2 separate regions of the Mus musculus genome follow, and region 1 is linked to region 2. Evidence: chromatin loops called from intact Hi-C (ENCODE). Cell type or tissue: heart. All regions are shown on one strand. Links, peaks and the distances in the headings refer to the core of each region. The heading gives the core; the rest is flanking DNA. Region 1 has its middle 55 kb from the start of Ccl25. Region 2 holds the start of Ccl25 (chemokine (C-C motif) ligand 25).

Region 1 (15,485 bases), core at 3,214-11,213, 52 kb after region 2:
GAAACTCCAAAGTTTCTGCAAGGCAAAAGACACCGTCAATAAGACAAAAAGACCACCAACAGATTGGGAAAGGATCTTTACCTATCCTAAATCAGATAGGGGACTAATATCCAACATATATAAAGAACTCAAGAAGGTGGACTTCAGAAAATCAAATAACCCCATTAAAAAATGGGGCTCAGAACTGAACAAAGAATTCTCACCTGAGGAATACCGAATGGCAGAGAAGCACTTGAAAAAATGTTCAACATCCTTAATCATCAGGGAAAATGCAAATCAAAACAACCCTGAGATTCCACCTCACACCAGTCAGAATGGCTAAGATCAAAAATTCAGGTGACAGCAGATGCTGGCGTGGATGTGGAGAAAGAGGAACACTCCTCCATTGTTGGTGGGAGTGCAGGCTTGTACAACCACTCTGGAAATCAGTCTGGCGGTTCCTCAGAAAACTGGACATAGTACTACCGGAGGATCCAGCAATACCTCTCCTGGGCATATATCCAGAAGATGCCCCAACAGGTAAGAAGGACACATGCTCCACTATGTTCATAGCAGCCTTATTTATAATAGCCAGAAGCTGGAAAGAACCTAGATGCCCCTCAACAGAGGAATGGATACAGAAAATGTGGTACATCTACACAATGGAGTACTACTCAGCTATTAAAAAGAATGAATTTATGAAATTCCTAGCCAAATGGATGGACCTGGAGGGCATCATCCTGAGTGAGGTAACACATTCACAAAGAAACTCACACAATATGTATTCACTGATAAGTGGATATTAGCCCCAAACCTAGGATACCCAAGATATAAGATATAATTTGCTAAACACATGAAACTCAAGAAGAATGAAGACTGAAGTGTGGACACTATGCCCCTCCTTAAATTTGGGAACAAAACACCCATGGAAGGAGTTACAGAGACAAAGTTTGGAGCTGAGATGAAAGGATGGACCATGTAGAGACTGCCATATCCAGGGATCCACCCCATAATCAGCATCCAAACGCTGACACCATTGCATACACTAGCAAGATTTTATTGAAAGGACCCAGATGTAGCTGTCTCTTGTGAGACTATGCCGGGGCCTAGCAAACACAGAAGTGGATGCTCACAGTCAGCTAATGGATGGATCATAGGGCTCCCAATGGAGGAGCTAGAGAAAGTAGCCAAGGAGCTAAAGGGATCTGCAACCCTATAGGTGGAACAACATTAAGAACTAACCAGTACCCCGGAGCTCTTGACTCTAGCTGCATATATATCAAAAGATGGCCTAGTCGGCCATCACTGCAAAGAGAGGCCCATTGGACTTGCAAACTTTATATGCCCCAGTACAGGGGAACACCAGGGCCAAAAAGGGGGAGTGGGTGGGCAGGGGAGTGGGGGTGGGTGGATATGGGGGACTTTTGGTATAGCATTGGAAATGTAAATGAGTTAAATACCTAATAAAAATGGAAAAAAAAGTGAGTAATTTCAATAAAATGTTTTAAAATCTCAAAAAAAATTTAGGTAAAAAGAGGCCTGGGACATGGCTAATCATTAAACACAAGCCTACAATTCTTCACTGAGCGGTTGGGGAGTGGCTCAAGGGTAGTGCTTCTGCCTAGAATCTCCTAGGGCTGTGGAAGGAGGCATGGTTCAGTTGTAGAGTGCCAGATTAGCTCTCAAGCAAGAACTGAGTCCAATCTCTAGTGACAGAGACAGAGGGCCAGTGATGGTAGAGGTGGGGTGGGGAAAAGAAAAAAAATGGTTTCAATAAAGAAGTTTGTCCATCCATGCTCTACCTACCAATCATTTTCAGAGCCAGTGTTCAGGTGAGCATGGTGGCACATGCCTGTGAGCCTAGGAGAAGCTTGAGGCAAGAGGATCAAGCGTGAGCTTGAGGTCAACCTGGACCAAATATTAAAATCCAGGACTACCTGGGTAACTCAGTGTGACTTGTCTTAAGATGTGAAAATCTTGACTTGGGAGGTGGCTCAGAGAGTACATGTACTTGCCACCGAGCTTAATAGCCCGAGTTTGATCCTCAAACCCCACATGGTGGAAAGAGAATTCACTCCTGCAAGTCGCCCTCTGACTTCTGCATGCTCTGTAGCATTAGTACATACACATAAAGGCATATATTTCATCGTTTTGTAGCTTGGTATTCTTGTGGGACTCTTAACAGAGGGAGTGGGGTCTGTCTCTGAAGCTTTTGCCTGCTTTTGGGATCCCCACCCCTTTTTCCTACTGGGTTGCCTTGACCAGTCTTAATATGAATGGATATGCCTAGTCTTACTGCAACGTGGTATCCCATGTTTGGTTGATATCCCTAGGAGGCCTTCATAGAAACATAGAAAACAGAAAAAACAAAAACAAAAACAAAACCCCAAACCCAAAAGCAAAACAAACAAAGAAAACCTTTCAAGAGTCAGCTGGGAGGTCGTTTCCCCAGAAAACCCTCTTTGACCCCATGATTCCTGACCTCTCTGACCTTCAGATCCCCCTTATTATGGCAATTAATCCCAAGGTTAGTGTTTTCTTCTTCCTATTCCCAGACCAACACCAGCTTTTCCAAAGTAGGACTCACCATGGTGCCTCACTCTTTGCCAATGAGTAACAGCTGCTATGCAGAGTGGATAAGCAAAAGAAAGTCATTGTTCTCAGACTTCCCTGGGAGTAGCAAAGGAGCCAGCTATCTGCCCAGAATCCAGCCATCTCTTGTTCACTGCCTATTTTCCTCCCCAAGTTCTTCTCAGTACCTCTCTCACACCAAGGCCCCGTGAATCCATATACACATGCACAGAGGTTTGGCCTGATACAGCGACTTCTGTTACAGTGTTTGTGGACAGATAGGGGAGGATGACTGAAGGTTTCCTAGAAGCAGAGGAGGTTGGAACCTAAGTAAGCCTTTCTTTATCCGGAGATACCCACCAACTGGATAATGTGGGGAAGCTTAGTCAGTAAAGGGCTTTGTCGTGTAAACATGGGGATCTAAGTTCAGATTCTTGGCACCCATGCCAAAACTACAAGCAATGGTCTCTGTGAGTTCATAGCTAGGGAGCCAGAGACAGGTGGGTCTCTGAAAGCTCACTGACTAGGTATCCTATCTGAATAGATGAGCTCCAGGTTCAATGAGAGACCCTGTCTCAAAAAATAAAGTGGAGAACAACTGGTGGAAATACCTAACATCGATCTCTGGCCTCCACAGGCACATATCCACGCATTCTTGCACATCTGCACAAACTACCCCCTAAACAACACACACACACACACACACACACACACACACACATCCACTCACACAGAGACTGTACAATGAGCTTGTCACCTCTGATCTTTGATCTTAGATGAATTGTCATGGAGAGTGGGAAAGGGATGAAGGGACCCACCATCTGGGATTCCAATGTGTAAGTGAGGGCAGCAATCCAGGTACTCATGTTGTCCACACACAGTGCCTATACAGCCTTTCTGGCATTAAAAGATCCTGACAGAGAGTAAAACATTATTTAAGCCCCTAGACCTGTGTCCAAAATAGCCCCATTGTTCCAAGATGTCAGGAGTTTGCAGTTTTTTGCCTTTATAGCCCAATGGCAGGTGTTTGTGGTTTGTGTGTCTACATAAACCCCTTACCCCTTGAGCTCATCGTCGACTCCTCTACCCCTGCGTGGGATACAAGTTGTCCCCAGTGCACTGGTCTTTCCTGAATAAACCTCTTGCAGTTTGCATCAAGACCGTTTCTTGTGAGTGATTTGGGGTGTTGCCTCTCCTGAGTCAGAATGTGGGGGAGTCCTCATGCTGTGGGTCTTTCAGTGTAGACAGGACTTCCCTCGGCAGCTTCCCCCAGTCACACAGCTCATGCTACACCCCAATGATGCTATGGATCATTAGAAACATACAGTGAAGTAACGATGTTCCATGAGGGTCTGACCAGGTCCAGCAAAACAAAACCAACCTAGGCTCCTAGTGACATTCAAGTTCCTAGAATCTTCTCTTCCTCCCCCAAGAGGCCACTGCCCACTCACTTCTACTTACTCCAAAGCTGGGGATCAAGGTCCCATCCACACAGGTACACAGATTGGGCTGGGAGCAAAAACCATTGCCGCAGGTGTGCCTGCAGACAGTTGGAAAGGCAGTATACAGCATCAGGATCAGGGCCCTGGGCCTTTGAGATGGCTCATTGGGAATAAGCACTTGCTACATAAACCTGATGCCTTGACCTTAATTCTCAGAACTTATGTAAAGGTGGAAGAAAAGAACTGACTCCAGAAAACTCCTCTGACTTCTACATGAGTCATGGCACTCGTGCCTCCACATGCTCAACATGCACACATAAAACAACTAACTCCTACCCAGCAGTACAGTGATAGAGTACATATATCAACTCAGCACTTGGGAGGATGTGTCAGGAAAGATGGGTGGGTGGGATTTAAGGAAGGAGTAGGAGGAAGAACAAAAAAGGATGAAGGTGTGAAGGAAGAGAGAAGGGAAGGACTCAAGTTATATGTCACTCGTAAGCCCATGATGGCCAGGCTGGCAGAAGCCCCAGGGTGAGTCAGTGGGTCCTCCCCAGCCACACTTCTATTCACACCCTTATACATGGGACACCCTCCAAGTCTCCATCTAGTCTGTGAAGGAGGTATAACCTACAGTTCCAAGATTTTGCTAGATCATCAGGAGAGGTGATTTGGGCAAGAGAGCTGAACTGTGTGGCACAGAGGCTGGAGTGGTGGGGTCTCTGATGATGGGATTCAGAATCTAGAAGTAGAGATGCTTGATTTTGGGAAGAAGATGTGAGGTTGACATAAAGACAGTGTGAGGCGCCCAAAGAAGCATGGAGTCAGGGAAGAGGACAGGAGAGAGACAGAATGGCAATGTGGGATGGCAAAAGAAACGAATGCAAGGTGGGTAAAAGATGATTGAGGAGGTAAAGTGCTTGCTTCCAAGCTGGATGACTTTTTGATACCCAAGACCTAGGGGGTAGAAGGAGAGAACATATTACTGGAATCTGCCTTCTGATCTCCACATGTACACCACAGCCTGCCCCACACACCCAACAAAATAAATGAAAAAAAAAAACTTTTAAAAGAGAGAATCAAAGGCAGCATGTCACTCTAGAGTTTAAGGACAAAAGTGTGGGATACTAGTGCAGCTCACCCAGCAACCTCAGCCTAAGTTCCAACTCCATATGTGGTCAAGGTTGGGATTGCTGACAAGTGGCTGGGTGGACCCCCAAGCACCCCTCTCTGTACCCTCCATTTCCATGCTTCAACACAAACAATACATTGACTCCTGCCAGGCATTGTCCTTCATCCGGGGCAGCAGTAGGCATGAAAGTGGGGACCACATATATAGGGTCTTTGGGAGAAAAAGGGTGATGTCGCCACCTGTCTTCTCACCCTAGGATAGTCCTTCCCTGCCCATACCCCAGGTGCCTTTCAGCATCCCAGGTATCAGGCATCCCTGCAAAATGATGTCAGGCCCGCCTCATCTTACATGACCTGGACTTGAGCAGGTTCCGGGGCCCCATCCCAGTGGCCTTGGCCATTTTCCATGCATGATAGAACCGGATCTGAGCTGGAGGGTCCCAGGCTGTATGAAAGGCTCCAGATTCTCCAACATGGGCCTTCCAGAGTCATGATGTGTCTTTGGAGGATGCAGGGAGCAAGCAGAGTCAGCTCCGGGTGAACTGCATGGTGAGGAGGCGCCCCGTAGGGTAAAGAGCAGTGGGGAGGCCACCTGGAAAGACACTGGTTCTAGCTTGGGAGGGAAGGTAAATAATATCCAAGGCAAGCTTCTTGAGAGAGGTATGATTATTTTTTTCGTGTGTTTGTGTATGTGCACGCATGTGTACATGTGCATGTTTATGTGCATGTGGAGGTCACAAGTCATTCTCAGGAGCCATTGCCCTGTTTTGTTTTGAGATGGGACTTCTCGCTCTACTCAACTCCTCAAGTAGGCTAGGCTGGCTGGTGAATGAGCCCCAGGATCCTTCTGTCTTCTCATGCTCAGAGCTATCATTTTTTAGTGGGTCCTAGGGACTGAACTTCACGTGGGTGCTGGGAATTGAACCTAAGCTCTCTGGACGATCGACAATTGCTCGGAACTGACGTCGAGACATACAGCATAGCCCTGTGGTGCATGTTCTTTATCCTGGCACTGGGGAGGAGGAGACAGGCCGATCTCTGTCTCACTGGCGAGACAGTCGAGGCTACTTGTGGAATCTTAGGTCAGACCCTGCAGGTCTCAGGAATCAAAGCAGACAGTGCCTGAGGAACAGTACCTGAGGTTGACCTCTGGCCTCCACGTGTATGTATGTGTGTATGTGTATACCACACATGCACACATACTCACACATCCCACACTTAAATGAGTAAGTAGAAGGAGACAGCTGGGTATTTTGACATTTGTATCTAGTTCACCTGTGGGCAAAGCAAGACTATCACATGGTTAGTAAGAGGATACAATGTCTACCCACCCACCCCATCTCCCAAAATGGCTGGCTCTCTCCTTGGCCAGGAAGAATGAATGTGGCAAGATAAGGTTTGCTCTACTCCAGACTGAGATGATTCTTCAAAAGCGTAGACTGGTGAGAAGGTTCAGCCCAGTAAAGGACTTGAGAACTTGAGTTTGATCCACCTGGACCCACACAGTGAAGAGAGCCAGCTCCCACAAATTGTTCTCTGACCTCTAGCCATGCTTTCCCTGCCCCCCCCCAACTAAATACATTTCTAAAATGTAATAAAAATAGTGTGTTATATTTCCTTTGTAAAATAGTTTGGGTGGAGACTGGGGACGTAGCTCGGTTGGCAGAGTGATTACCCAGCATTCATGAAAGCTGGGTTTGATCCCCAGCCAGCTCTGCATAAACCTGACACAGTGCGTACACGTGTCATCATCTGGGGAAATGCAGGCAAAAAGATAGTGGATTCAAAGCCTTCTGCGCTATATATAGTAAAACTCTGTCTCAAAAACAGATTGCAGAGTGAAAACTGGACCTTGAGATGAAGTGAAAGTCTGATGAGACGTTACTAAACTGTTGTTAACTCAGAACAGTGGTTCTCAATCTTCCTTGTGGTGACCGCAACCATTACATTATTTTTGTTGCTACGTTTTAACTGCAATTTTGCTACTGTTATGAATCATAATGGAAGTGGAAATTTGCCAAAGGCTGAGAACTGCTGACTTAGCGTGGTAGTATAGAACTGGCCGGGGAAGGGGATGACTGTCCTGATTCCAATTCAATCTGATGACCTTCCTGGCTAGTCCTTGCTCCTGGCAGCTTCCGCTCTCACCGCCACCTTCCAGGAATGGGGGTGGGGAGCAAAGGGAGATAAGGCAGGGGCGGGAGAGACTCAGAGTAGAGACTGAGAGATCTCATTGGACCCTCCCACACTCTCCAGCTCCTAAAACTATTTCCCCAGGGTTTGTTTAATGAATGATTTGCCTCAAAGGAACTTGTATAGGAAGATTCGCGCTTCTCCACCTCCCTATCGCTTCCACCTCTGCCTGAGCGAGAACCAGGAATTCCAGGAAGGAGACACCCTTGAGAGTGTATGTGCAGCGATCTGCAGCCGACAAAACTACAGAACTTCTTTGGACCCTCGGAGTGGTCCTCCGCCCTCACTTGCGGTTCAGAACCTGGAAACCCTTGTTCTCCTGCAGAATACTTGATTTCCCGGCACCCTACAAAAGTGCGCCCAGGAGACTGGAGAAAGGAAGGGGCTGGGCCAGTATATGCAGGGCTGCAGACAAAGGAATCCCTGGCCGGGTCCCAGTCGGTCAGGCGCCCTCTGGCAACTTCTGGACCTCTCCTCCTCCGCGTTCCCGGTGGTCACCCCTTCTCAGTACCACGCCTGAGAAAGCAAGGCGAAAGCCTGGGAAGGCTGAGCTCCGAATTGAAGGAGGAGTTTGAGGGAGGGTGCGGTTGCACTTCTGAGCCTGAGCGGGGAGAATGAAGCCAGGAAAGGCTTGAAGCTGGCTTGCAATTCCAAAGAGTTGCAAAGATGCAAGGGGTTCCTGGAATTGGAGCCTCCTAGGGGGCACGTTACTAGTGACAATAGAGTTGGGGGTGGCCCTGAGGTGGGGTGAGGTGATCAAAAGGCCATGGGCACAGGGAGGTCCTGAGACTTAATTGGGAAGTCTCCCATGTTCTTGCCTCTTTCTTCATGGGGCAAGGAGAATTCCAAGTGTGGCACTGGAAATTCACCTGTGTATTAGTCAGTGTTCCCTAGAGGAACAGGAATAGAACAGGTGTGTGTGTGTGTGTGTGTGTGTGTGTGTGTGTGTGTGTGTGAGACACATATATGTATATAGAGTAGTTTACAGGCTGTGGTCCAGCTAGTTCAACAATGGCTAAGTCCAAAGAAAAGTTTAAGAATCCAGTAGTTCAGTCCATGAGGCTGGCTATCTCAGCTGGTCTTCTGTATAAGGCTAGAATTCTGAAGGAGTAGGCTCTAATGCCAGTGAAGAGATGAACTTGCCAGCAAGAGCGAGGGCAACAGACAAGAGCTTCTTTCTTCCATGTACTTTACATAGGCTTTCACCAGAGGTGTGGGTCAGACTTAAGGGGCACCTTCTCACTTCCAAAGATCTGAATTAAAATGTGTCTTTCCACTTCAAATCTCTCAGAGATGTATGCAATTCTTTAGTTTTATATGTGTGTACTCATGAGTGTGCGGACTAGAGAGATAGCTTCAGGTTTATCTTCCTGGACACCGTTTGCTTCCTTTGAGACAAAATAAAGACTTTAGCATAGAGAAGATGTAGAATTCAGCATTTCAGCTCAATTTCTGGAGATTGAATTTAGAGCCTCACATACTAAAACCAGTGCTCTACTGATGAGCCTGTTTCTAACCCCTAGTGGGGGGATTTTAGGCGGCTCCTCTTTATGGCTGAGCTGCATCCCCCAGACTACAGAGACATTTCTCTCATTGACAGTTCTGGCAAATTCTTCACCTCTTTGGGAACATACCACCAATAATCCTGAATATGGGGTCTTGACAGAAGCTGTTTCTTGGATCTAAAATTGTTAACTCCACCCAGCAAAATTCTGTGTAGCTAGTAAGCCCAATTTGTTTTAATCTCCCGTCCCCCAGACATTAGCTTACTCTGTTTAATCCCCAAAACTAAATGTCCTGACCGTGCATCATCATAGCACTTCCAGAATATTGAAAATAAATACAGCATAATAACTTGAAGTGGTGCCAGGTGGTGGCGATAAATGCTTTTAATCCCAGAGGCAGTCGTATCTCTTGAGTTCGAGGCCATCCTGGTCTACAGAGTGAGTTCCAAAACAGCTAGGTATAAACAGAGAAACCCTGTCCTGAAAGACACACAAAACAAAACAAATAAACACACCCAAACCAAAATAAAAAATGAAACAAAAATAATTTAAAGTGGTGTTGAGTGCTTTCAACTTGACAGGCTTGAAGATAAGACTTTAGTGTATCATATCTTATTTTGTTTCCATTAAACCCTTTTTTTCTCACTATGTTGCTTTTAGATGTGTTGTTTATCATAGTAATAAAGCAAACCAGGACAGGTTCTGTGTGTGTGTGTGTGTGTGTGTGTGTGTGTGTGTATGTATGTATGTGTGTATGTGTACTGGTCAGAGAGCAATCTCAAGTGTCATTCCTCAGGAGTCATCATCTCATTTTTGAGAAAGGATCTCTCACAGGACCAGAGCTGGCCAATTAGGCAGGGTTGACTGAATGATAAGCCCCAGGGATCTTTCATCTCCTCCTCCTCATGGAGGATGGCAAGCTTGTGCCACTGTGCCTGGCTTTTAAAAACAGAGACTCTAAGGATCATATTTAGATTTTCATGCTTGCAATGCAAGCACTTTAGAAACGGAGCCAATTTTTCTTGAATTCTCGTTTCCTGTTATTGTTTCTGACCTGCACCAAGTCCTACTGAAACCCATCTTGTCTTGACATCCCACTGCTACCTTGTGTCCGCTATTACCTTATACTTCTCTGCTTAATTTCCTTGTGGAGGCAGAGTCTTGCTATGTGACCCCGGCTAGCTTTAAACTGCTTCAGCCTTGTGAATGTCAGGATTGAAAACATGGACGACCATGTCTGGATCTTTTATCTCATACATTCATACACATTGTCCTTTGTCACCAAACATTAGACTCCCTCCTGAAATGCTTTGAAGGCCCTGCGCTTGGGCCTTTCAAGTGCCAAGAGAATAGACAAGTACCACCATGCCTGGTTTACGCTTATGTTCTTTACAAATTATCTGGTCTCTGGTACTTGAGTGTCTTCTAGAAGTCAACATAGGTCAAGTATTGCTTAATTTTTTAATTGCATGTGTTTTATTTGTGTTATGTTTGTGTGAGGTGCATGGGTATAGATTACACACAGTTTATAGTTCCTGGAAATCAGGCCCAGGTGTTCAGATCACATGCCTAGGATCAGATCTTGGTAGCAGATGTCATTACCTACCAAGCAATATTGATGACCCCTGTCTTTTTTTTTTTTTTTTTTTTTTTTGAGAAAAGGCTTCTCAGTGAACCTGCTGTTTTTGTCTAGACTGGTTGGTCAGCAGTTGTCAGATGTTTTCCTGTCTTGTCCCCCACCTCATTCTGGGTTTACATGTGTGCAATATCATCTCTAACTTCTATGTGGGTGCTGGGAACCTGAACTCAGGTCCTTGTCCTTGAGTAGTGAGCACTTTACTCTCTGAGCAATCTCTAAAGAGTCTTTGTTCTCTGGTATTTGATTGTTTAAGGCAGGGTCTCATATAGCCTATGCTATTCTCCTACTCACTGTATTAGTCCGACTCCTCTAAAGAAACAGAACTATAGAATGAGTGTGTTTGTGGGTCTGTGTGTGTGTCTGTGTCTCTCTGTGTGTATGTATACGTGCCAGCAAGGCTACATGCATACCTGTGGTTTATTAGAATGGTTTACAGGCTATGGTCTTGGAAGTCCAACAATGGCTGTCTCACAAAGGAAATTTTAAGAATTGGGTAGTTGTTTAGTCCACCAGTGTTGCGCCCACCTCGGCCGGCAAGGAAGACACAACACGGTCGGATTCTTCTCAACAGCCTTTATTGCACGAACGCCTTGATGCTGCTACGGGGACCCCGGGAACCCAGGGAGGTCTGCTTATATACTCTCAGCCCCCATCCACTCTGGCCACGCCACCTCACCAGGCACACAGCTTCAGCCAATCAGGGCGGCAGGGGTATGTCTCCACCAAATATGGACTTGTTTACACCACCAGCATCATGGTGCACCTGCGCAGCTCTCATGATGGTCGTGGCTTATTTTCAGGTGTATGAGGAAGTCAAGTGCAAGTCATAAGACTTAGCTGCAGTCCCGGGCGCCATCTAGGGACTGCTGCCACACCTGCTCCTCACACACCAGGCTGGGTGTCTCAGCAGTCCCAATCTAGTGCTGCAGAGAAGATTCCTAGAGAGCTGCTGGTCTTCAACCTACATTGGAACCCCAATAAAATTGATTCTAGTACTGGAAAGGATAGGTGAACTTGCCAGCAAGAGTGAAGACCTTTTCTGTGGTCTTTTTTTTTATATGCATATTTTTGGTGAATATATTTACCTCTTCCCTCTCTTCCTCCCACCTGTTCCATGCACCCCATCGCAGCCTCTTTTTCTTTAATTGTTGGCGCGCGCGCACGCACACACACACACACACACACACACACACACACACACATATAATTCCTAAATACAGAACTACCACCAGCTTGTGGGATTGTGAAAGGTAGCCTGGTTCCCAGTCGATGTAAGGCTAGAAGCCTCGGAGATCCTGAATTCCCGGGCACCAGGCACCTGTCACTAGCTGCATCCCTGCATAGTTTTGTGACCATTAGTCTTGTAAGGGCAATGCCCCAAGACCTCCACATGTAGATGAGGAAAAGTGACATGAAGTATGGTCACTCAGGCTCAAGATAGAGAGCTCCATTCTAATGAGGTACCTAAAGGCCTGGAGGGCTTAGCCAATAAGCTCTTCTTCCCCAACACTCCTCAGGCCCACCCTGAGAATGGGATATGGTTTTATACATCTACTTCCCATCATGGCAATAAATGGTCTAGAACCACAGACCACCTCTTTCATCGGGATCCACCGTGGGGAGCCTTGGAGAAGGGCTTTGCCTATAGAGACACTGTCTAGTCTCCGTAGAAGGTCTCACTGCACTCCCAGCCATAATTGCACCAAGCCCAAACCTGCAGCCATCAAGCCAAGGACTCTCCCGGTGGGACTCTCTTCTACCCTGGCTAGGCCCAGCCCTTGGGCCCAGATTCCATTCTCAGATCTTCTGTGACTTCCAGCGGTGCCTGGATGTCCAAGAGCCTGGGAACTCCATGGCTCTGGCGGTCCCACATCTCAGACTGTGCTCCTCCGCCCCCTTAGTGGTGTCCCAGGACTTCCCTATGGCCCAACAGCCTCCAAGGGATGTTGTGGGGTAAACTCCCGGCATCCTGAGGAGTCCTGTGGCAGAGCGGACGCAGGACCCACAACCCTTCACCTGCTCATTCTGTATGGTGCTATTTGTATGTATATGCTTCAAGGGCTGACCATTTGGGATCCTATAAACAGTTGGTGGGCTTCTGCTACCAGAATGTGTGGCCTCGATTTAGCATGGGTCTTCCCAACTGAAGCTATTCAGTTAAGAAAATCCCTCGAAGGCGTGCCCAGATGTTTGGGGTTTGACTCCAGATGTAGTCAAGTTGATAACCAAGATTGGCCTATGGACCTGAGAATGACCTTGAACTTCTGATCTTCCTGCTTCATCCCCTCAAGGGTTGGAATTACAGATGTCTACCACCATACCACCTTTATTTATTTATTTATTTATTTATTTATTATATGTAAGTACACTGTAGCTGTCTTCAGACACACCAGAAGAGGGCGTCAGATGTCATTACGGATGGTTGTAAGCCACCATGTGGTTGCTGGGATTTGAACTCAGGACCTTCGGAAGAGCAGTCGGGTGCTCGTACCTGCTGAGCCATCTCACCAGCCCCATACCACCTTTTGACATCAAATGTTTTCACATTCTCCCTGTTCTCATAGTGATGTTGTTACTGGTTGAGGTCATGATGTCATACCACTGAGATCCCCCTTTCACACCCTCCCATGTCATTCTCATTAAGCCCAGCCCATCGCTTACACTTCTATAGATCCCATCCTTTGATTTCTGTGCATCCCCAGAGGCTCCTTTGAGGGACAGGATTTAAAGCTGCAAGCCTAGAGTGAAGGGATTTTTTTTTTTTTCTTCGAGACAGGGTTTCTCTGTACAGCCCTGGCTGTCCTGGAACTCACTTTGTAGACCAGGCTGGCCTCAAACTCAGAACTCCACCTGCCTCTGCCTCCCAAGCGCTGGGAGTGAGCCAGAGCTAAGGATCTGGAAAGAGTAGGTAGGGTGTTCTCAAAAGCCTAAGGCTGAGGCTGGAGACTGGGTGTTCTGACTGACTGTTTAAGCTGAACTGGAGACAGTTTGCAGAGACACTTGCAGCCCTGGCTTAGATCGCTAGATTGTGGCAACAATGGATCCCCACAAAACTGGAATTCCCTTGGGTCTCTTATGTTTGGAGGAGAGAAGAGCCTAAAACCAGGGCGAGAGGAGAGGCTTTCAACTGGAAAGACATTTATGATTTCTAAACCTCTTACAGAAGAGACACTGACTGGTCAGTGGTGGACAGGACCACACCTCGATGGGAGACTGCTTAGGCATGAATAGCTGTGGCCTCTACTTAAACTGTAACCTCTTGAGAATCCCAGAGATGGACTTTGGGAGCAAGGGGATCATTGTATCCCTTCGTCTGTCTTCCCAATGTGGTCAACATTGAATAAATCTACCCTCTCCCACTTTCCTTTTAATTTGGCCATTTTAATTGGCTTATCTAGGAACTGACAATCTTAGGGTCCAAGCTGTGACTCCAATAAGTCCAATAATAGTGACATGGTGGGTGGGGGAGGGTGGATACTTACAGTCAAGTTTATAGAGTGTGCCGGGCCTGCTGGGGTGGGTGGCTAGGGACAGGGCTTTCTTTGTCTGCACCCGGGGAACAGCCGGTGGAAGGGAAACTGGAGCACATGGCTGGATAAGTTTGGCTTGATGCCTGGGAATGAGTGTGAATGAGGACCTGGGGAAGGCTATGAGGAGGAGATAAGGCAGGGAATGCAGCTGACCCCCATGAAATCCTGTTCACCTATGGAAATACACCTATGGAAGTACACCCCACCTCCCTTTTGTGTGTACATTTTAACTCTCACAATATGTTCCTGAGGCTTTGCTGACATTTATTACCCAGATGATGAAACTGAGGCTCTAAGATATCCTTGACATCACCCATATTCCACAACCAGGGTGAGGACTGAGATTGGAAGTGAGGACACACACCAGAACTCTTTCTTCTTCTGGTTTTAGACGTGTCCTCCTGATATTCCAGTGTCCGGAGCTTGGGCAAATGGCTCAGTCTGTGTCTTAATTACTGTTCTATTTTTTTTGGTGTGTGTGTCTATGATAAAACGCTATGACAAAAACAACATTCAAGCAGGCTAGATGTCCATAAAAGTGGGGAAGGCACGGCAGCAGAAAGTTGAAATATCACATCTCCACAGCACACAGGGAACAGGAAATAAGACCTTGAAGTGGGTCAAGGCTAAGTGTCAAAGCTTGATTTCAGTGCCTTAATCCCTGCATGATCTTAATCCTCAATGAGACTCTATGTCCTAGAGATTGCATAAACTCCCAAACAGAGCCAACCGCAGGGGACAAAGGGTTCAAACACATGAGCCTATGGAGGCACTTCTCATGCCAAAAACCATGCTCCTTTCTTGTTGCAGACTTAGAAACACCCTGAGAGAACAGATTCAGTGAGGAAGGATTCATTTTGGCCTACTGTTCCAGAAAGGTACAGTCCATTGTCATGGGGAAATGGACAGCAAAAGCTTCCTTACCAGTGGCTAGCCTACTGAAGGAAATATCTCTACTTTCCTAGCAACCATGAACTGTCTGTTTATAGATTTTTAGGGAGGGGCAGAGACTTGTGAACGCTCCCTGATTTACATGGTAGGAGGTTAATGGGCCCAATCTTGTGTGGATAGTCTTAGATGCTAAGGGTTAAAGAGTACAACCAAACAGGAGGTTGTAGCACACTCCTTTAACCCATGCACTCAGGAGGAAGAGGTAGGCAGATCTCTAACTTTGAGGCTAGCCTGGACTGCAGAGTGAGTTCAGGACAGCTAGGGCTACACACAGAAAACTTGTCTCAAAAAGCAAAAAAAAAACAAAAACAAAAACAAAACAAAACAAAAAGATTTTAAAAGAAACACAACTGATGCGTCACACCCAGATGACAAGCAAGGCTACCTCAACATTCTACCCACCTCTATTGGGTTTTACACATTCCAAGCCCTCTGTGAGAACGTGAAGAAGGGCTCTGGAATGGATATTTCCCAGGCTGTGTTAAAACACTGGGGAGCGGCTCAGGACTTTATGTTGGGTGTGACCACAGGGTTGTTTTCTGCA
Region 2 (15,485 bases), core at 3,700-11,699:
CAAAAGTTACAGAGTCCACATCCTCCTCTAGAATACTTGAACCATTCTCCAGAAAGGATCGTGTGTTCGGCACAAAACAAGTCTCAACAAATTTGAGACAGACAGTAATTAGGACTCTTTCCCACCTCCTGTGGTATGAAACTAGAAATTAATACTATGAGGAATTTCATAAAATTCACAAATACTTGGAAAATAACACATTTGTTAAAGTGATAATGAAAAAAATTCAGTTGGGTTACATCTATAGTCATTCTATAACACTTAACACCTACATCAAAAAAAAAAACAAAAAAAACAGCAGGTGTAGGGGTGCACACTGTAGTCCCAGCACTTAGGAGGTAGATGCAAGAAGTTCAGAGGTTCAGGGTCAGCCTAGGCTACATGAGAGTCTGTGTTAAAGGAAACAAAACACAGGACTGGAGAGATGCTTCAGTGGTTAAGAGTGCTTAAGGTCAGCCAGGCAGTGATGGCACCAGGCAGTGGTGGCGCACGTCTTTAATCCCAGCACTTGGGAGGCAGAGGCAGGCGGATTTCTGGGTTGGAGGCCAGCCTGGTCTACAGAGTGAGTTCCAGGACAGCCAGGGCTATACAGAGAAACCCTGTCTCGAAAAATGAGAGAGAGAGAGAGAGAGAGAGAGAGAGAGAGAGAGAGAGATAGATCTCTTTCAGAAGACCTGAGTTGGTTTTCTAGCTCCACACCAGGCATCACACAACCATTTGTAACTCCAGCTACAAGGGGACCTGATGCCTTTAGCTTCCACGGGACCAGCACATATGTTTATGCAGATATACACACACATTATTTAAAATGTTTATTTAATGTATTTATTTAAAAATAAACAAAAGCCTAAACATACCAAAAGGGAAGCTTGCTATGCACAAAATCCTGGGTTCTATTCCCAGTACCTTATAAAGTAAGCATGGTGGTGCATGCCTATAATCCCAGTACTTTGGATGTAGGGGCAGAAGGATCAGGTGTTCAAGGCTATCCTGCACTGGAGAGACACTGTCTCAAAAAATTAATAAAATCAAATGAAATGTTGGAGCAATTTCCAGTGAGACGAGCCATATCAGGGAGGTATGAGCTCGACAGCCAGAACCTGCCTCAGTGAATCGGCATAAAAACAGTGGACAGAAATTCCTGATATCAACCTCAGGCTTACACACACATACACACACACGCATACACACACACATACACACACACACACATACACGCACACACATACACACACACACACACGCATACACACACACATACACACGCACGCACATACGCACACGCATACACACACACGCATACACACACACATACACACACACACATACACACACACACACATACACACACATACACACACACGCATACACATACACACACATACACACACACACACACACACACATATGCAAAAACTTGCGCGCGCATGCACACACAGGAAAAATGGAAAAAAATAAACGGTAAAGCAGCAGCTTGACACAGGGTTAGTGAGGACTGGCTGGTAGGTGTCTGGAGTACAGAGTATCCCTCCCTCCCTGTGAAACGAGCAGCTATGGAGAAGGGTTTCCAGCTGCTTTTCCCAGACAGCCAGGGCTGCCAAAGTCTTAGCAAATGGCTCTTTTTTTTTTTTTTTTTTTTTTTTTTTTTTGGTTTTTCGAGACAGGGTTTCTCTGTATAGCCCTGGCTGGCCTGGAACTCACTTTGTAGACCAGGCTGGCCTGGAACTCAGAAATCCGCCTGCCTCTGCCTCCCAAGTGCTGTGATTAAAGGCGTGCGCCACACCACGTCCGGCTAGCAAATGCCTCTTACCAGTAGAACTTCAGGATACTCGAGGATCCGACAGGTAAAAACGACTTCAGGAGAATGCCCACTTCAGCCCAGGATGTTCAGGCAGTGCCCATCCCTGCACCTTTGCTGATGACCTCCAGGTCTCTGCTCTACAGCCCTCTGCCATGGCAGGACTGCTGATTTCATGGACAATATTTCTGTTGTTCTTGCTGTTGAGAGGGGGATCTCACTATACAACTAAGACTTTTGATCTTGGCCTTTCCAGGGCTGGACTTGTAGCATTTCAGAGGGCTCCCCAGTCGGTATTGGGGTATATATTAGGCAAACACTCTACCACAGCCCTCGTTTTTACTTGATATTTTAAGGCAGATCCTTTTTTTTAAACAAATAAGTGTCTTGATTTTTTTTATTAAGCAGGAATGAACTTATTTATGACAGGAACACTTTTTTTTTTTTAAGAAAGATTTATTTCATTTATACAAGTACACTGTAGCTGTCTTCAGACACACCAGAAGAGGGCATCGGATTCCATTCCAGATGGTTGTGAGCCACCGTGTGGTTGCTGTGATTTGAACTCAGGACTTCTGGAAGAGCAGTCAGTGGTCTTAACCGCTGAGCCATCTCTCCAGGCCACTAAGTTGCTCTTAAACTCACTGAACTCACTGCAGTCCAGGCAGACCTTGAATTTGGATGTTTAAGCTATCCATGCTCGCTTGCTCTCTCTCTCTCTCTCTCTCTCTCTCTCTCTCTCTCTCTCTCTCTCTCTCTCTCTCTCTCTCTCTGTGTGTGTGTGTGTGTGTGTGTGTGTGTGTGTGTGTGATATTTATTTTCATCTGACTCTCCAAATGCTAGGATTACGGATCTGTGTCACCGGTTTTATGTGGAAGTAATGTTAGAACCTTAAGTTTCATACATCCTAGGCCACGTTCCCAGCCTAGCACTTTGTCTTTAATTCACATCCTTGGGACCTTTGAACATCCTGTCTCCTACTCGCAGTCCTGTCTACATCTTGAGCAGACAAGCTACTCGCTTAGACTTCCTCTCCTCTTCCCTATGAAGGGTGCTAGTGGGTCAAGCCCTGACCCCCAAGCTGGGGAAAATGGGCACACATTCCTAGTAACTCCCCCTGACACTTGGCTTCAGTAGGTTCTGGTTTGCCACGCTGCGTCTCCAAGCCTGTAGCCACGCTGAGCAGCGTCCTAACCCAGCCTCACCCACCCAGATCCAGAAGCCGAGGAACCTGAGAAGCTCATGGATCTGAAGGGTAGGGGTGAGGGCTTGCATCCCCTCTACAAGAAGACTCCATCTGCTGCAGTGGCTGGATTGCACGCCACACCCTCGGAGTAAGCCCCACCCAGAAAGCACCCCCTGGTTTCATAAGCTCTTCTGTTTATATCTTCCTCATTTGAAAACTGGCTGTAAAGTTCTACCCACCAAAACTACTCAAATCTACACCATCAAGATTCATCCTCAGGTGCCATTCCTCAAAACTCGCCCCCTGGTGCTATTCTCCAAACACAGACCAAAGCTTTATGACTTGCTCTGGTGTGTGGAACTCTAAGCTCTAATCATCCTGGGGGGCCTTAAGCTTCACTCACCTGCAGCCGGCCAGCACCCTCCACTGCCCCGCGGAGTGGGGTAGGGGGTGGGAGAGGGCAAAAGACCCCGACTAAGTAGAATTAAATACAACAGGAGGTTCGGAGTGTGAGGAATACCCAGAGAAAGGACGTGTCGCTAGCTGCGGATGCGAGTGATGAAAAGTTAAAAGCGGTTAGTTGTGAGTTCTTGTGGCAGGCCTCCCCGTTCCTCCTCCCCGCCCCGTCCAGCCCCGCCCCATCTTCCTAAACACTTTGCCCCTATCCCCCAGAGGGTCAAGTTAACCAAAGGAAAGAAGAAATGCTTTCAAAATGAATCTTGTTTTGCTTCCTGCAGACAACAGACGCTGTCACCTGGATCCTGGCTTCACATTCCAAACCAGAACATTACTTTCTTTCCAGTGTTGTGGTTACAAACAGTTTTGTTAGAATGGCTTTCATTCCGTATCACTCACTGCCCCACTGAAAGTGTACCTTTCCAGACCGGGAGCTGGCTGAAGGAGTTTGCTGCAAAACTTGATGACCTTACTTTGATTCCAAGCTCCACTGACTCTGCAAAGTTGCCCCCAGATCACCATGGTTCTCATGTCCCCAGCCTCCCAAATAAATACAATTTTAAAAGTGGGCCAGCAACTGGAATTTTATTCAGCAACTAAAAAATAACATTATGGTCCAGCACTTGGGAGGCAGAGGCAGAGGCAGTCGGATCTCTGTGAGTTCAAGACAAACCTGGTCTACAAAGTGAGTCCAGGACAGCCAGGGCTCTGTTACGCAAAGAAAGTCTGTCTCAAAAAAAACAAACAACAAAAACAAACAAACAAACAAACAGGAAAAGAAAAAGAAAGAAATTATGAAATTTCAGGAAAACGTGTTAAGGCCAGGACAGAGCAAGAGAGCAAGAAAAGGCAAGATGGCTCCGTGGCTCAGTGAGTAAAGGCACCTGCCACCAAATCAGATGACCTTTGTTTCATCCCCAAGACCCACAAGGTGGAAGGAAAGAATAGATTGTTGTCCTCTGACCCCACAGATACGCCATGATTTATGTGTGCCCTGTTCTCATGTACAAAATAATAATAAAAATTAGAAATAATAAAACTTTTAAACGCAGCTAACTATAAAAAGATCCGTGAGGAGATGGAATAAAAAGCTTGTAAGGGAGAGGGCTGCGGACAGTATTGGACCTCACATAATAAGGTATTGGGAGGGGATACTGATTGAGAGGCCTGGCTGCATAAAGTGCCTCAAGGTTCATGGGGCAGGTAACCTGCAGAGACAGATGTAAAATAGGACTTGGTCTATCTGAAGGAGAGAGAAGTCCCAAGTCTCACAGAGCTGGTAGAGAGGAGGAGCAGGAGGAGGGAGGGAGAGAAGAGAGGGGGCAGGTCACTGCAGGGTGGGGCTCTGACTATAAAGAATGAAGCCAGTTCACTGATCCCATAGGCAATACACGCTACAAGCAGGCACCAGCTCTCAGGACCAGAAAGGCATTGGTGAGTCTTTTTCTGACTACAGCAGAGGCTAGAGCAAGTCCTTTGCCATCTGCCTCTCTTTCAGAGAGTTCCAGGGGTGGCTTGAGATACTGATGTCTTTCCTTCCACTTTTATAGGTGGCCCCCTTAAACCTTCAGGTATCTGGAGAGGAGATCTAACCTTCACTATGAAACTGTGGCTTTTTGCCTGCCTGGTTGCCTGTTTTGTTGGGGCCTGGATGCCGGTTGTCCATGCCCAAGGTATTGTCCTTAGCTATACCTACCTTGCCCCGGTTTGGGCATATTGCTTTCTCTTCTCACTTGTCCTTCTCCACTTGTTGAAGTCTCCCTGTATTCTGTATCCTTTGAACTCTTCAGTGTCTCTTGGGAGGTTGGGCATAACAAGAATTCCTGGTACTACTGGAGGTAGATGGGTAGAGATGAAGTGTCCCCAGCTACTTACTCCCAGATCCCTCACTTTCATTCTGAAGTGCTTCCTTTGCAAGACTCAAGAGGTTTAGGGGCTGCAGGAACCTGAGGGTGGATTCCAATTGAGGAGAAATTCACTTAGCCAGAAATGCATTTTGATGCCCTTCTTCTGCCTAGTTAGGGGATGTGAAGTTAAGCTCAGAACCCTGAAGACTCTCCAGACTGCATTCCCTGCCTTTCCTCCCTGTGTAATCTAGGCAAGGGGCTAAGATTATTCTGTGTGGGACTCAGTGTCCCCATCTGCTAAGCAGGAATGAAAATTTAAGGATCCAATGAACTGCAAAATACTCTCAGCTGCAACAGGATTCCCAGCCCTGTGGTCAGGGAACCATCTTTGTCTTCTTTCTTGGCCTCCTGGAAAGCAGGTACTGGAGGATTCAGTTACCCAAGGCCAGTTCTCAGGGGCATGAAGCATCCCCCAAGAGTCCTGTCACTGGGTGCTTCATCTCAGAAAAAACTGTGAAGTCCCAGCAGGTGTCAAGGCAAAATCCCAGGCCAGGTTGAGGACCAGGATCCCTGCTTTTGCCTTGCCTGCTCTTCTACAGACAGGTCGTGCACCTTCAAGCTTCCACCGTACCCATAGAAAGCCAAGCTTGGCTTTTTTTTTTTTCCCATTCTGCTATCTGGGCCACTCCCAACCTCTGCCCTTTGATCCTGGGAGAAAAATGGCCCCCAGTGTTGGAAAACACCTGTCAGGGATCCCTGAAGTCCCATTTCTTATCTGACACCACTGCCCCTTGTCCTCAAGAGCCAAGGTGGAGCAATGGCAAGGAGGATGAACTCTGTCCCTGAACCTCTACTAGGCTCTACTTGTCCTCAGATCGAGGAACCCACTGTCTTGCCAACTTTCTTTATTCATTTGCTTCTCTCCTCAGAACTTTCTAGGATCATCTCCTCCTCCTTGGGCACCTCCTCCAGCTCCAGTGCACCTTCTTTCATGTAGATAACATTTTTGGCTTCCCTACCAGGTTGAGATACTCCTGAGCATTAGGTCTAATTCATGTCTGTGTTGTATGGCTCTTTGGTACCAAGAAGAAATCTTTAAGCTCTTGTTAGACTAACAGGGGAATCGGCAAAGAATGGCTAGGTCAGTTTAGCAGCCACTGAGATGAGTATAGAGAGGAAAAGGGATTTAAGTTAATTCAACATGGGGACAAGCTGACTCATACCTGGAGCTGAGATGGTCAGGAAAGTTGAATAACCTGTTTATATTTTTATCCAACTTACATTTATTTATTTATTGTGTGCGCGTGTGTGTGGATCAGTATGCACAGTGCCCATGTGGAGATAATTTGCAAAGTCTTTCCTTTCACTCTGTGGATCCATGGGGTCAAACTCAGGTTATCAGGCTTGGTGGCAAGAGCTTTCTCACTATGTGTAACTCACTGTCCAGGAACTCACTATGTAGACCAGGCTAGTCTCAAATGCTTAGAGATCCTCCTGAGTGCTGAAATGAAAGGCATGTGCCACACATGTGGCCTTTAAATTTTTTTAATTAAAAAAAATTTTGACAGGGTTTTCCTGTATAGCCTTGGCTATGCTGGAACACACTCTGTAGACCAGGCTAGCCTTGAACTCAGAGATCTGCCTGCCTCTGCCTTCTGAATGTTGGGATTAAAAGTGTATACTGCTACATCTAGCTAATTTTTATATTTTTAAATTGAGATAGGGTCTCATATATCTCAGGCTGGTCTCCAACTAGCTTCCTAGCTGAGGATGATTTTGAAATTCTGATCTGCCTGCCTCTACTTCCCAGGTGCGAGGATTCTAGGAATGTACTACCGCACTCAGTTTATGAACTTCTGGGGATCCAAGCCAGTGCCTCATGGAAGCTAGGCAAACACTTTGCCAATAGTCCTAGTACCATCTAGGTGCTTTGAGACAGGTTTCATGTAGCTCAGACTGGCTTCAAACTCCTTATCCTCTGTCCCAGCTGGGCTTAAAGATACACATGTGCCTCAATGTCTGGATAACCACTTTTAGGAAATTAGGGCTGTACTGGTTGTGCCCCAGGTGTGCACCTGTTCTCTACCTCAGAGCAGAAATAGAAGGGACTTTGGGCTGTTTCTTTGCCTACCTACACTCTATAGTTCCTGCCAGTGCCCTGATATCAAGAGCTGAGAACAAGCCAGGAAGCTTTCTTTCCAAGGCAGCCTGGTGACCTCTGTATCTAGAAGGTGGTGTGTGTGTGTCTGTCTGTCTGTGTGCACACACATGCATGCACGCACACACAAACATGCATGTATGCTCACATCTGTGGTTATCCTGCTAGTGATGTACACCTGGAATCAAGTGTGTGACTGGCTTGTCAGGTTACAGGTACCTTTTTGTGATTTATTTTGGAGAATTTCATATGTGCAAATATGTTTTGATCAAATCCATTCCCTATTCCCCTCTCCCCCAATATCACCTCATCCCCCACCACTTTCCTCATCCAGTTTCATGATCTGTCATCTACTAGAACATTGATGGTCTTTCAGGGATTATATCCCTGAAGAAAACTGAGCCTCTCTTAGCAGCCACCGGTTTCCAGTAGCTCTTCAGCCAGGGTTAAGACTTAGTGTGCTCTGTCTTTGGAGAGCTTTGGGGGCCCCCTTCTAGGAATTTGGCAGGAATTTGACTTTGGGCTAGGACAAGAAAGTAGGCACAAGATGAATACAGCTGAGAAATGTGATCTTTGTATATTGATGGGTCTTGTTAAGACTCTGAATATAGGCCGGGCGTGGTGGTGCACGCCTTTAATCCCAGCACTCGGGAGGCAGAGGCAGGTGGATTTCTGAGTTCGAGGCCAGCCTGGTCTACAAAGTGAGTTCCAGGACAGCTGGGGCTACACAGAGAAACCCTGTCTTGAAAAAACAAAAACAAGCAAACAAACAAAAAAGACTCTGAATATAGTAACCAAGGGGCCTTTGTTTGTGCTTTGTTTGTTCCTTAACTATCTGTTTATGCCTTGTTTGCTCCTTGACTATTTTGTTTATGCTTTAGGACTGACCATATTCTTTGCATGTACCTAGAATGATAGAAAAGCAGACTGGAAAAAAATGAACCAGCTTTAGCTTCAGAACTGGCTGGGGTCATGTTATAGTGTTGTCTAATTGTCTTTTTCTTTTCAGTCCTCCCTCCCTCTTGGAGACCTGCTGACTGACTGAGCTGGCTTGGTCAGCTACCCATCCACCCTTGTTTGGATTCTAGCTGTCTTAATCTTGGGTGGGTCTGTGCACTCATTACAGTGCAGTGGCCTTCTCATGCCCAGCAACTATTCTTTCCCTGAGGATGTCTACTTCCTCCAAGTCTTACAGTTTTTCTGCCCCCACTCTTCTGAGATAATCCTTGAGCCTTGTGGCTAGGGAGTATAATATAGATGTCTCATTTATAGCTGGGAATTCCAGAGTCTCTTTTCCTGAAAGTTGATCATTTGTGGGTCTCTGGGATAACTGCCATCTACTACAAAAGGAAGCTTCTCTGATGAGGGTATAACCTATGAGCTATACATAAAAATGGAGTGGAGAGTTTATTACTATGTCCTTTTATTAGGTATTAGACTCTAGCTTAGACCTTATGACTCGTGTGTGTGTGTGTGTGTGTGTGTGTGTGTGTGTGTGTTGTAGTTCTCAGGTACATGTGTGCACCTACATGCATGTGCCACATGTGTATAGATGTCAGAGGATAATTTGTGATTCGCTCCTACTATGTGGTTCCTGGGGATTGAATTTAGGAGGCAAGCACCTTTACCCACTGAGTCATCTCACTTGCTCTGTAGGTGCCTTTGAAGACTGCTGCCTGGGTTACCAGCACAGGATCAAATGGAATGTTCTCCGGCATGCTAGGAATTATCACCAGCAGGAAGTGAGTGGAAGCTGCAACCTACGTGCTGTGAGGTGAGCAGGACCTCCCTTTGCTGGGAGGGCATCATGCTTGCCTTAGATCCTCATGTCCTAACTTGGCACTCATCTTCCCACCTTCTGTAGATTCTACTTCCGCCAGAAAGTAGTGTGTGGGAATCCAGAGGACATGAATGTGAAGAGGGCGATGAGAATCTTGACAGCTAGGAAAAGGCTAGTCCACTGGAAGAGCGCCTCAGGTGGGTAAGGCCTCAGGCCAACATCTCAGGGAGAAAAACAGCGATTATATATTTCCTATGCTTTTTACTTTTTCTCCCTTTTAGCATTGTGCATTGAGTCCTTCAGCATTCTGGGTAAGTGTTCTACAACTAAGATACATCTCTAGGCCTTCCATTTTGTCTTTGGTGTGTGTGTGCTACATGCAAATGAGTTTGCAACAGTTGTGTTTATGACGGTTGTTTTATTCAGGGTTTCTTTTTCTTTCTCTTCTTTTTCTTTTTTTTTTTTTTTTTTTTTTTTTTTTTTGCGAGACAGGGTTTCTCTGTGTAGCCCTGGCTGTACTGGAACTCACTCTGTAGACCAGGCTGGCCTCAAACTCAGAAATCCGCTTGCCTCTGCCTCCCAAGTGCTGGGATTAAGGGGTGAGCCACCACTGCCTGGCCCCAGAATTCTTTAGTCTAAGGCTAAGGCCTCCTGGGGTCCAACTGCTCCCATCTACATTAGCATGTCTATTGTTGCAAACTCCCTGGGCCCCTGACTCTTAACATATTTTTGCTCCCTCTTCCACAATGTTTCCTGAGCCTTAGGTGCAGGGTTTATAGATGTGTCCACTGGGACTAGGCACAACTCTGCCTTTTGTTTAGTTTAGCCTTCTGGAGTGGTTGCTGTTGCACCAAGAAGTGTTCTTAGTGAGAACTGCACTTATCTGTGGGTAACAAATGTTTAGAATGTCATTAGGGATGGTGCTGGCTTAGGAGAGTGGTGGTTGTAGGGTCTTTTCCAAGAGCCATGACTTTGCTGGGTTTCCAGTACCAGGCATGATGTTGCTCTTTTTTTTTTTTTTAAAGATTTATTTTTATTTATTATATGTAAGTACACTGTAGCTGTCTTCAGACACTCCAGAAGAGGGCGTCAGATCTTGTTACAGATGGTTGTGAGCCACCATGTGGTTGCTGGGATTTGAACTCTGGACCTTCGGAAGAGCAGTCGGGTGCTCTTACCCACTGAGCCATCTCACCAGCCCGATGTTGCTCTTTTTGAGAAGTTCTAAAGTCCAATTAAAGAACTGTTGGTTACCACCAAGAAGTGTGTCACTACTGCATACATCATGCCTTTGGGCTATCATGCCTGGCTGGTCCTTGTGGTTCATAGGTGTTGGCCTGGATAGGGTTGTTGGAACCTCGCATGGTGCCATGAAACACACCTGTTTTGTACAGGGCATGAGGGTCAAGCTCAGGTGATGAAGCTTACAGAAAAACCAATTCTCTCCAGGCCTATCTTGTTTTTTATTTCTTTGCTTTTGGTTTGTTGTTGTTGTTTTGAGACAATGTAGCCCTGACACTCATTATGTAGAACAGGTTGGCCTTGAACTCAAGAGAAATCTGCCCACTCTGCTTCCCAAGTGCTGGAATTAAAGGTGTGTGCCCGCACACCTGCCTCCACTTTGTTTTCTGAGACCACGCCTCTTACTGGGATGGGAGGGTTTCCAATTAGGCTCGTTGGTCAGTGAACTCAAGACCTTGGCTTCGTGTCTCGTCAGTGCTGGGCTTACAAATTACTACCACACCTGGGTTCTACATGGACGCTAGGGACGGAGCTCGGGTCCTCAGGCTTTTATGATAAGCACTTTACCAACTTCGCTCTCTCTCCCCGTACATCCTTGTTTTAACTACTGACTTAAGTTTTTCTCCAGGGGCTAAGAAGACAGCTCACCTGTTAAAGTGCTTAATGTCCAAGTACGAAGTTTGTATCCTAAGAAATCCATATAAACCCTGGGTGGCTGTGGTGGTTTTCCTGAATTTCTAGCCTCGGAGCATGGAGACATGTGTTTCACATAATAAACTGTCAGCTCTGGGTTTAACTGAGAGATCCTTCCTCAGTGAAAAAGGTCAAAGAACAATTGAGGATAATTTCTGATTCCGCGTGCACATGTGCACATATGAAATGAGCCCACACACGTGAGAAACAATGTATGCACACACATGCACACTGTGTTACAGCTCAGAGCAGAGACGTATCCTGGCAATTAGTCACACTACACAACAAACCTCAAACAAGAAATTTATTGAAAAAGACACAGGAGGGAGGGTGGCTTCCTCGACAGTCTTGTGTGAGAAGGAGCTGGGCAGGGGACAGGCTTATATAGGGTTTCTAAGAGCTGAGGCAGAGGTTTCCAGAATGACCTGTGATTGGTGGGAATCTTGTGGTCTGATCTCGGGGGCCAGCTCAGGCATTGAGGAGATTCCTTATTTATTTATTTATTTATTTAATCTTTTTTTGGAAAAGTTTTTATAACGTATTATTTATTTATTTTATGTATACAAGTATACTGTGGCTATCCTCAAACACACCAGAGGAGGGCATTGGATCCCATTATAAATGTTTGTGAGCCACATGCATCAAAATATAACTTGAGGAATCAATGAGTTCTACTGGGGTTACTTACAGAAATAGGGGTGAGGAGTTAACTTACAAAGGCAGAAATGACTAAACATACCTTCATCAAAACGCACCCCGCTTTTTTCTTGGATCAAGAAAGCTGAAAAACAGGAGTACACTGGATACCCTGCAGGCAGCTAAACAAGCTGGAGAGTGTCTCATCCAGGAGGCTTGGCTGGTCTGGGGCGAACTTGCTTAGCTAAATTTGAATGTTTTGAAGTAGTCTTTCCTGCTTATATACCTTTGGGAATGGAGTGGCAGGGTGCATCTGATCAGTTTCAGGGTCTTTCTGAAGCTATTCAATTGTTTACTTCCTGAACCTAATGAATTTCCTAATGTGTTTCACCTCCGCTCAGCATATCCTGTTGTTTCACCTCCCTGCAAGTTGTGTCTTAATAGCTTTCATCTAAGATGGCTTTAAGCTCAGAAGAAACTGCCACAAAAGGTGTCCTTATGTAACCCTGGCTGGTTATGAGCTGGCTATGAGCACAAACTGGCTCAAACTTTATCACACTGATTCAGCCCTGTGCTGGGGCTACAGCTTTATAGCACCATGCCTAGCTGTTAGAATTCTTTTATTAAAAAATAATCACTTACCTGGGCGTGGTGGCGCACACCTTTAATCCTAGCACTCGGGAGGCAGAGGCAGGCGGATTTTTGAGTTCGAGGCCAGCCTGGTCTACAAAGTGAGTTCCAGGACAGCCAGGGCTATACAGAGAAACCCTGTCTCAAAAAAGCAAAAAAAAATTTTAAAAATCACTTAAAATTAATTTATTTTAATTTTGTGTATGCATGCTTGTTTTTAAGTGTGTGTACCATTCTTCTGGTCTGGTGCCGGTGAAGGCCAGAAGAGGGCATCAGAAGGTATTCAACCCTAGTCCGCTGTAAGAGTAGCAAGTAATCTTAACCACTGAGCCATCTCTACAACTCCCATTGGAACACATGTCTTTTTCTCTCTACTTTTCAACAGACTCTCAGACTGAAAGGAAGAAGTCAAACCATATGAAGTCCAAGGTGGAGAACCCCAACAGTACAAGCGTGAGGAGTGCCACCCTAGGTCATCCCAGGTAAAGACTCTTGAGCACGGGGCCTTCTTCCACCAATCACTTTGCTGACAGGGATTTACTCTTAGGAACAGGGGCCTTACCCGGGACTTTGGTCATACCCTGAACTTCCTAGGTGGCTGTTCATCCCTCTACCTGGTGTAGGGAGCATCAATAAAGCCAAATGTGAAACATGATCTACTATCAGCAAACAGAAAGTGTCTTCTCATACCACTTACTATTTGCTCTCTCTCCCTTCCCTTCCCTTCTCTCCCCCCCTCCCCGTTTTCTGTTTTCCATTCTTCCCTTTAAAAAAATGTTTACATTGATTGACCATTGCATGTGTGTGTGTTTATAGCTGGTCTTTGCTACTTTTGGGTTCTTCTCCCACCCTTTATCCCTGGCTTCCAATTTCACCTATCACTAGATAGAGAGAAAGAAGATAGAGGGGAGAGAGAAATAGAGATCTCTGAATCTAATTTCTTTCCTTTTGTTTCTTCTTTGAGCACAACTACTAACAAACTGGAACCAATTTCCCTAAACGACCAATAACCAACCTCACTTCTAAGGGCCCTAGCATTTATATATCCTCTAAAAAGTTCCAAGAATTCCAGAGGTCACCCAATCACAGAACTATCTACAGCTGGCAAAACTGTGCCTCTGCTAGAGCATACAACAATCTGAAGCAGCCTCACACATATATCTGGGATTAAAACAAAAGCACATTCTTGTATTTCTGTGCTTTTAAACCAGAATTGCCACAGTGTGCGCGTGCGTGTGCATGTGTGTGTGTGTGTGTGTGTGTGTGCGCGCGTGCGTGTGCGTGTGTGTGTGACCGTGTTTCCAGTTGGAAGTCAGAGGACAATTTTCAGGAGTCAGTTCTCACTTTCTACAATGTAGGTTTCTGCTGGAACTCAGGTTGTTAGCCTTGGTGGCAAATGCTGAATCATCTTGCCTCCTTCCCCTCTCCTTTCTTCCTTTTTTTTTCATTTTCCTCCTCCTCCTCTTCCTCTTCCTCCATTCCTTTCTGTTTTTTTTTCCCCAACCAGAGTCTCATGTACCTCAGGCTGGCCCAGACTCCCTATGTAGCCAAGGATGCCCCTGAACTTCTGATTTCCTGTCTTTATCAACCAAGTGCTGTGGTCACAGGCATGTACTACCATGCTGGTTCACGCAGTGCTAGGGGATGGAACACCATGCTAGGCAAGCACTCTACCAACTGAGCCACACTTCTAGCCTCTTCTTTCTCCCTTACCCCTTTTCGACTTTCTTTCCTTCATCCCTCTCTCCCTCCCTCTTATCCCTCTCTTTCTTTCTGCAATAATAAGGCTTGAACCCAAGACCTTATAAAACGAGGCTAGCACTCTACTGCTGACCTACATCCCCAGCCTTTTTATAATTTGTATTTTGAGGTAAGGTCTCACTAAGTTGCCCACTTTGGCTTTGAATAAACTCTGTAGCTGTGGCTGGATCTTTAGCTCCTTTTACCTTAACCTCTAAAATACATGCCATCATGCTTGGCTTCAATGTAACACAGACACATATTTAGTGTGTGTGCATTTGTGTGAGAGTGCATGAGTGCATGCCACCGTGAGCAAGTGGAGGCTAGAGGCCACTTTTGGGAATTGCTTCCTTCTTCTCAGTATATGGGTCTCAATAGTCAACCATCTGACACCATCTACGTGCAAATTACACGTGATTCCAAAGGTTAAGGGTACAGCCATATGAAACTGATCCCATTGAACACTCAAACTCTCAGAGCCCCAGTTTTCCCATTTGCAGAAGGGGAACAGTACTAGCATTGTTTATTTCACAGGATGGTGATGATGCCCAGAAAGACCAACAATTAAGTTAATTACTCAGAGTAAGCACCAGCTGGAGGATGGGAGGAGTCTGCTGAAGTGCCGTCTTCTAGGCATGCCAGTGCCAATGAACTCACTGAAGCTACAGTTTCCTGTACAAGACCAGACCCACCAACGTCTCAGCATGTATGAGGAAGGAACTACTGCGCTAAAGGCCCTCCCACTCACCAAGGAGCTATTGGCTATTGATGATTGCTGAGGGAAGGGAGTAATTTTTTTTCTCTTTCTGAAGTGTGACTTGAGTAAATTGCCCATAGTTCAGTATATAATCCCCAACCTGTGCTCAGGCAAGCAACCCTAATTAAATGCAATAGCCACATACAAAAGAAAAGGATATGAATAGTTTGGTAGGAGGGGCTTGTTAGGAAGAAGACATTAACAGGAGAGAGAGGAACGAGAGGATAGTGAGTGTGTGAGAGTGCCTACACATGTGAAATGGTCAAAGAATTAAAAAATAAAAACTTAAAAAGCTATTAAAAAGTAATGACTGACAGTGATGTCTAGTGTGCAGTATGCCATCAGGGGATTAGTGCCTATACTTCTGACTTACCTGTTATATATCAGGGTTCCTGTGACACCCACCAGCCACCCGCTTTATTTAGCCATCTTTGCTAAGTCATCATTTATCAACACTCCAGGAAGCACTGTCCTTATATTTCTTGATTATTCTCTAGGATGTTACAAAGGCTATGGATGATCTAGAATTGGTGTTGCTCAAGAAGTTTAAGGTAGGGTAATC

Evidence for each region. Peaks named below come from ENCODE experiments on the same cell type or tissue, not always from the same donor. Only the 100,000 strongest peaks of a DNase experiment are listed, where the experiment ranks them.
Region 1: a loop joins it to region 2, with 2.9 times the contacts of the local background. A loop is called at or near these places in 3 of 42 quality-filtered maps.

What each region holds. Positions count from the first base shown.
Region 1 is chr8:4,397,306-4,412,790 of GRCm38, forward strand. No RefSeq gene overlaps it. Among named protein-coding and RNA genes, the nearest start is that of Ccl25, 55 kb to the left of the region's middle. In heart, for the core only: no CTCF peak of the experiment used is centred there; DNase peaks (open chromatin) are centred at 7,276 and 7,756; H3K4me3 peaks cover 1,254 bases; H3K27ac peaks cover 1,405 bases.
Region 2 is chr8:4,344,782-4,360,266 of GRCm38, forward strand. It overlaps Ccl25 (chemokine (C-C motif) ligand 25), which reads left to right and starts at 4,807. Exons shown (of 6, transcript NM_009138.3): 1 at 4,807-4,874; 2 at 4,991-5,113; 3 at 9,102-9,219; 4 at 9,310-9,422; 5 at 12,812-12,908; 6 at 14,701-15,239. The coding sequence starts at 5,041. The coding sequence ends at 14,734. In heart, for the core only: no CTCF peak of the experiment used is centred there; no DNase peak of the experiment used is centred there.